Regions from separate parts of the Homo sapiens genome. Here region 1 is linked to region 2. A link is a contact called in ENCODE Hi-C or POLR2A ChIA-PET data. All regions are on one chromosome and are shown on one strand. The core of a region is the stretch at or near the end of the contact, and the rest is flanking DNA. Distances in the headings are between cores, read along the strand shown.

Region 1 (3,517 bases), core at 510-3,009, 420 kb after region 2:
CTTCCTAGTTTTGTTACATTGGGGAAATTACTTACCTCTTTTTAAGCTGTCTTATTCATCGATTTTTTTTAAAGGGTCAATAATAGTATTTATCCCAGAGGGTTTTTGTAACCATTAAAAGAGACAGTCATGTAAAAGAATTTCACACCAGTGTCTGGCACCTGACCAACAACAGTGAATCCTTCACTTTCAGTTGCAAAAGTGTGTTATATAATTTCATTTGATTAGTGTACTATGTAGGAATTTACATAATACTTTTTTTTCTTACCTACTTCATGGGAAGTATTACGTAATACTTTGACTATGCCTGCAACCTGATGTGGTAGGCTGAACAATAACCAGGATAATTCTTGCACCCTAGGGAGAGGTAAGGAGTGATCTTTTGGTGGTCCCTAAGAACCACAAGAACCTATTTGGTCGCAAGTCACACACCTGGTTCCCATCCTTGAGGAATTTGCTATCTAAAGGCCCTTGAGTTTAACCCTTGAGTCTCTTGGGGGCTTTTAATTGTTCGGAGAGGTCTCAAAGGGCAATAGTGGAAACTCACTGAAGAGGCAGGCTAGTGAAAGTGATTTGCAGATATTTCCTGGAAAAGCTACTGTCTCACCTAAGGTAAATGCTAAGGCAGGAAGTATAGGAGTTATTTGTCCTATAAAAGTAAGTATACTCAGGCGTTTTGTTATTTGAATCTAAAGTTTGTTCACAAAAGATAAGCTAAAAAAAGTATTGCAAACAGGGCAAGCCAGGCGAATCTGATTTTGTGCGCTTGCTGTTTGTATACTCATAGCAAGTTTTGCTCCCTGAATCATCCCAGCAGACAATACTGAGGGGACTCAGCATGGATTAGATGACAGAAGACTGATCCAGAAGTCAGGAGCTTCCTGTCTCATCCCAGCCACTAACTAAAGTGAGTGGGCTAGACTTAGTCTTAAGATCGAATGCCTAACTTTCTCTAAATCTAGAATTATGTAGGTTTGGCGGCTCTTTGGGGCCCTACTTCCAACTTTTTCTTGCTAACCAACTCCTTCCAACTGCCAAAGCATGTCGTTGGTAATAAAAAATTATCACACATCCTTGCTTGGATTAAAATTTGCACTCCTGATTTGGGGTCTTATCCATTGAGGTTTTGGTGAAGTTTGAAAATTGTCGCTGAAAAATTAAGTTTTTCTAGTTGGCTAAAACCTGCCAAAATAATGTAAACGTTCTTTGTTGCAAATCTAAATTCCGCTCAGGTAGGCCCTTTTCTCCTTCCCAGTCCAGGATCTTCAAACCTAACAGCCAAGTCTCACGCTTCATTTGGTCCCCGGCTCCCTCTGGGAAGAATTCCTCCTCTGGGGGCGACGGCAACGCCCTCAGTGAGTTTGCTGGCACCAGCGGGAGTTTCAAGTTTCCACTCGTTGGGGAGGCGGCGGGCACACTCCGAGCTTTGGGCTGGGCGGCTCCGCTTCCCTCGACCGCAGGTTTAGCTGGAGCCCAGCGCTCTCTGGAAGGGCTCGACCCTCCGGCGCATTCGCCCTATTTCCCTGGGCGCTCCCGAGCCCGCAGCCACCCACCTCGCGTTGGCCGGCCCCAGACCGCGACCCCCGGCCACGCCCGGAGCCAGGCCTGCGGCTGCGAGCCTGCGGGAGGGGCGGGGCGGGGGCGGCCCCCAGCGGCGGCGTTGGCGCTCAGTCCGCGGCGCGAGGACGGCCGGCCGGCAGGGGGAGGCGGGGGGGCGCCGGGCAGCCCCGCCTTTTCCCGCGGAGGCGCCGAGCGGCCATATTGCGGAGCTGTCTGCGGTGGCGGCGGCGCCTCTCGTCTCCCGCGGGCCAGCGCTCGCACCACCGCTTCTCCCTCCCTGTCGCAGCCGCGCCGCCGCGCAGCGCCCCAGCCACACGCCGGCGGGCAGAAGCCGCCCGCTCTCCGGGTAAGGCGCGGCGCCCTCCCTTCCCCCACTCCCCGCTCCCGGTTCCTCCGGAGACGCTAAGGTGGCGGCGCGAAGTTGCGGGGCCCGTGCTGCCCGGCCGTGGCGCCGCCGCCAGGGCTTGGCGCGCCTCCGCTCGCGCCCAGCTGGCCGAGGCGCCACTGTGGTAACGGCCCGGCCGGCCAGGCTCCTCCCGGGGCTGGTAGGGGCCGCGAGGCCCTGCCCGAGTCGTGGCTGAGCCGCGGCCCGAACGTGCCTGGCCGGGCCAAAGTCGACCTTCGCCGCCGCGGGATTCTCCTTTCCTCGGGGCGCGGAGTCTGCCTTCAGCGCCGGTGTCGGACCCCCAGCGCCCTGGGGACGGTGGGCTCCCGCTGCCTGGACTGGGCCCCGGGCCCGGGCTGGCATGGTCCCAAGGGTTGTTTGAAAATCCAGATATTCAGCGTAGGTAGAATTCGATTTTACATTTATTAGAACTTGTTCCCCGGCCTCCAGTTTGAAAGGAGGGGTGTTAAATTACTAGAGAGCGTGCGTTCCGCCCCAGTGGCAAAGGGGATGTTGCATGACAGGCTTTGGGGCGCCAGTCGCTCCCGCCGCTCGCACCCGCCAGGCCAGGGCCGCGGTTCCCGGCCGCAGCTCTACCTGCTGCTGTTGCAGCTCTCGGAGCCCTGTAACTTTCTCGGGCCCTTGAGGCCGCTCAGTTTTAGTGTCTCAGACCCCACCAGACAAGTTCAGTACATGATATCCCTCTTTTCCTTTAAAGGATTCTAAACTCAATTCCCGGACTAACTTTGAAAGGGGGCAGTGCATTTTTGTTTTTTTTTTTTTTTCAGTTTAAACAGACTACATCACTTCCTAGACAGATGTCATGTTTCTTCAGACATTCCCAATATTTGGTGGTTTTTTTTTTTCCTTAAAGAGTAGTTACTAGGTTGGAAATGTGTTAAAAGTCAACTTCATAAAAATATATTTTAAAATACATTTGAGATTTTGGTGGAAGACACGTTGCTGAGGAACTCGATGGCATTCTTGTGGCACTAAGACTGGCAGGATGTAAATATAAAAGTCTAAGATAATAAGGGTTTATTTGATAAACGAGTACTTTGACATAGACATTGTAATCTATTGTTTAAGGAGCATACTTCTTTTTTTTTTTTTTTTTTTAGAACACTAAATACTCTTTTATATGACTGATGGAGCTAAGAAGGAACAATTACCCCGTTCATGTTGCTGGATAAATAATGGCTTGATCCATTTGCCAAAACAGCATCACTGGATTTGAGAAAGGAGACTAATATTCAGGATTGCAGTTTTTTATTTTCAGAATTTCTTTGCTTTCCCCAGTGTGCTTTATCTTCCAGAGATTAATAATACTTTCCTTCAAATACAGCAACATGTAAAACACTCCTTTTGAAGTTAATCGTATGCTGTAAAGACGATTGCAGTGACTTTCTTTGCTTAATCGCTTTTTTATATATGATGGAATTTAATAAACAGTTGGTATATTATTAGCAAGGAATGAATAGACATTGGCATTCTTTACAGTTTTATTTAAATGAGACAGAATTTGATTGTGGCATTGAAAAAACGTTGAGTTCTTGACCTTAGGAATCACAT
Region 2 (3,542 bases), core at 140-2,639:
TGTGTGTGTATATGCACACATACATAAACACAATAATAGATGATTTACAAATCATACATGTGATTTATACGTGTGTGTGATTTATACGTGTGTGTGATTTATAAAGCCTATGTAAGCCTACTTTAAACAGTGTGAGGTGGACAAGGCTTAAAACGGGCTGGAACATTTTCCCCCTATTATTTCCACAATAAACCATTCCTGGGCATGGTGGTGATGTGTGCGCGCGCGAGTGTGTGTTGGACAGCATCCCTTCCTTGGAACAGAGCCGGCCAGAGCCCTATTCTTCTACAACCTGTCCTAATAACAGCCTAACCTGGCAGGAACCTCGATTTTTTTCTTCTTACCACAAAAGCAAACCAAACCCCTTCCACAACCTAATATCATAGCGTGGTGTCCTTCCTCACTAATCCGCCACTGCTTCTCTAGTCCTGACTCCAAGGGAAGAATGCCATCTACCGAATCATCCGTACCAGTCAACCAGCCCCGCAAAGTGCAGCAACACTCAGCTCAACGCGGGTCAGCTCCAAATCCTCTCCCTCTGATTATTCTTTGGCCTTTAAAATATTTTTGCCTCTATTTGGGCTGACAGGAAGTTATGCTCTCGGCGCAGATATCTGATAAACACTTCCACATATTGTAGCCTTCTCAATAGCTTAGCCAAATTTCGGCGTCCTCGCTCTGTCTGCATTTTCCTTCATTGCTCTTTCACGTTTGGAATGCCCCCGTCTCTGCAGCCTGCAGACAGCGGAAACCGCGGGTGCAAATGTGCAGGGGCCGCTGACATGACCGGCTGCAGAAGCCCACTCAGGGTTACCCGAACAGGCTAGCGTTCGGGATTGCACAAGAGGTCAGGCGATGCTGTGGGCTTCCAAATTTGTACAGCTGCGACACTCTGCGACGTGCCACCCTATCCCCAGTGGGGTGGGGTGGGGGATTCCCTCCGCAGTCCGCTGAAAGCGAGGCAGGAATCACTGCAACTCCTCTGCTCAGGCTGAGGTCGCCACCGCTCCGCGGATGCACGCGCTGCAGGGGCGCCTTCCGCCGCGGGCACGGCGCGGGAAGGGATGGGGTCTGGTGGGAGTGGGCAGGTGGCGGGAGAGGCGCGTGTCCGTGCACTAGAGGCCCCCGTGCGTGACACAGGCCGATGAGCTCCTGCGGGCTGCACCCACGCGGAGTCACAGACCGAAAAGGTCAGCCGGTGGCCGGTGTGCTAACATATATAGAGAGACGCCCGCCAGGCGCGCCGCAGGCTGGGACGAGGCTAGGAGGGCCCAGGCTGGAGGAGGGCTGAGGAGGGCTGCGGGGGCGGGCCCCGGCGCAGGGCGCCCGGAGCGGAGGGGGCGGGCCCGAGGCGGGGCGGGCCGCGGCGCTGACGGGCTGTCGCCGCTGCACTCGCCTCCAGCCCGCGGTGTCGAGCGCAGGCGGAGGTACATGGCCCCGACGGGAGGCGCGCGGCGAGCACCCGGAGCTCGGCTCCCTGCCTGAGCACGGCAGCCGCGCCTCCGCCCGCGCGTCCTCGCCCCTCCGGCCGGCAGCCCGCGGACATGATCGTGTAGCCTCCTCCTGGGCTGGGATTTGTTTGAAGATTTTCTTCATGGAAGCGATGTCCCCCCAGCAGGAGACTCTAGGGGGACAGCCGGGGCGCTCCTCTTCCCTGACAGGAGTGTCTCGGCTCGCGGGAGGCAGCTGCACCAAGAAGGTGAGGACGCTGAGCGGGGGCCCGTGCCCTCCGCCGCCGCAGCCCCCACTGCCGGCGCGCGCCCTCCGCGCCCGCCACAGCAGCGCGCTAGGCGGACGCCGCGGGAATTTGACGCTCGAGGCTCGCGGCCCCTAATGAGAGTCCCAGAACACTTCCCGCCCTTGACGGCCAGCGGCAGCGCCGCCGCCTCCCGCAGAGCGCCCGCTTCTCCGTTTCTAGAGCCTTAGTCTCTCCTCGAGCGACCTCGCAGCCTCCCTCCCGTCTCCATCCGCCGCCGGTTCTGCAGCCCGGCTCCTCCCTCAGTCTAGGCGCGCGGGCTGTAGTGGGCGATCGCCTTTCCCCGACCCCTCGCCGTGCCCCTGGGCCTCCCGAAGTGGCCTGGGCGAGCACTGACTGCCCTTTGGCGGTGTCAGCCCCAAAGTCAGGGCCGGCGATGTCTGCCCGGGAGCGGCAGCCGGCGCTGAAGAAGGTAGGCAGCGGGGCTGCGGCGCTGGTGGGCTCGGCCCCCTCACCTGCCCGCCGAGGCGCGGCTGCTCCATAGCAGTTTTCGGGGGGCAGATATGGGGAGTACTGCCCCCCACACCAGGGTCCTGGATGATTCCGGGTCTCCCAGGTGGGGGTCACAGTTTGAGGGGCGACTGTGGATGATAACGCTCGACACTACGGGGACATGTAGGTTCGGCTGGGCCTAGAACCGAGCAGGGTGGGGGCGGGTGGGCTGTGGTTGGGGGTCCTGAGGGCTGAGGTGGGGGACCTTCTCCCTGCACTGGTCCCTGGCCCCTGGGACTCTGGCCGGGCTGGATAGGGATCCGGGTGTCGGTGTGGGCGTGGGGGCAGCGCGTGTTCCCTGTCAAAGCTGGGAGAGGGATGCAGGTGACAACTTGTAGCGTTCCATTCCGATAAACACGGCCGCTGTGCTGCGGGAGGATTCCGATCCGGGTCAGGTTTCGCTGGAACGGTTCCCTGAGCAAGTGCACGTGGGCCGCGGGCTGCCGGCCTCTGCCGTTTCGCTCCCTGAGGAATTGATTTGGGTGTTTCTAGCCCTGTCTGCCTGTCCCCCGCCTCCCCACCCCCGCTTCCAGCATAAGACTTTCCGATATTTTGCCTTTTTTTTTTTTTTTGCCTTGTCTTAGTGGTGCCCTTCCAGCTTTTCTGGAAACAAGTTGCGATTAGAGGCATCTTCTAGCTTTTCCTTAAGAAATATCTTAAGGGATTGCATTTGTTTCATTAGAGACTTAAAGGGGTTACGCAGGTTCCCTGCTTGTCTTGATTTTACTGCCTTTCATAAATCTTCCCACCAGGATCTTAGGTTGGCTAGAGGTCAGTTGAAGAGAGGTGATCGGTGTGCCGAGTATAGAAATGTGTGGGAGTTCCCAAGGACCTTGACCGTGTCACGGAGCCATCTAGGGGTGTCCGTGAACTTGATGATGTATGGGCTGTAGTGCCAGCTCAGCCTTTGATGTATTGAGGCTGCGGTTTGTCCTTGTCGCTTTTCCCCTTCGGAGATGGAGGGAGTGTGTGTGTGTGTAGTCAAGTCTTCCCAAATAAAACGTGAATTTATCAGGCTAGCCCTACATTTACTGACATAAATTTTAAAACTTAAAGCATTTTATTTTTGTAAACGTAAGGAATTGGAAGAAAATCAAAGATTTATTTTTCTGAACAGTTTTTTCTTTTTTTCTTTTTTTTTTACTAAGGGTATAACACTGCCAAAGGGAGGAAGCATTAAAGAGGAGCTTTATTATCATTTATCAAGTAATACTTGTCCAATAAATGAAGGGTTGCTTCGCTCTTTTCCCACATTCTTTTTACTTATCATAGCCACCGTCCTTAAGATGCTGTC

The links. Hi-C counts contacts between places; a loop is a spot of excess contacts on that map. ChIA-PET counts read pairs that join two places held with the same protein, here RNA polymerase II (POLR2A). Pooled maps may share reads with other maps.
Region 1: a loop to region 2 is called in a map of ascending aorta, with 2.9 times the contacts of the local background. The contact joins the promoter of RDX here to the promoter of ARHGAP20 in region 2. A Hi-C loop is called at or near these places in 1 of 168 maps with a recorded cell type or tissue (ascending aorta) and 10 of 50 pooled maps. POLR2A ChIA-PET finds 5 or more read pairs at or near these places in 1 of 52 experiments (activated CD4-positive, alpha-beta T cell).

The regions. Positions count from the first base shown.
Region 1 is chr11:110,294,856-110,298,372 of GRCh38, reverse strand. It overlaps RDX (radixin), which reads left to right and starts at 1,759. Exons shown (of 14, transcript NM_002906.4): 1 at 1,759-1,906. RefSeq lists silencers at 1,377-2,176, 2,227-2,276, 2,287-2,386, 2,517-2,576 and an enhancer at 1,790-2,662.
Region 2 is chr11:110,710,284-110,713,825 of GRCh38, reverse strand. It overlaps ARHGAP20 (Rho GTPase activating protein 20), which reads left to right and starts at 1,389. Exons shown (of 15, transcript NM_001384657.1): 1 at 1,389-1,699. The coding sequence starts at 1,595. RefSeq lists silencers at 1,278-1,437, 1,458-1,517 and enhancers at 1,041-1,542, 2,525-3,170.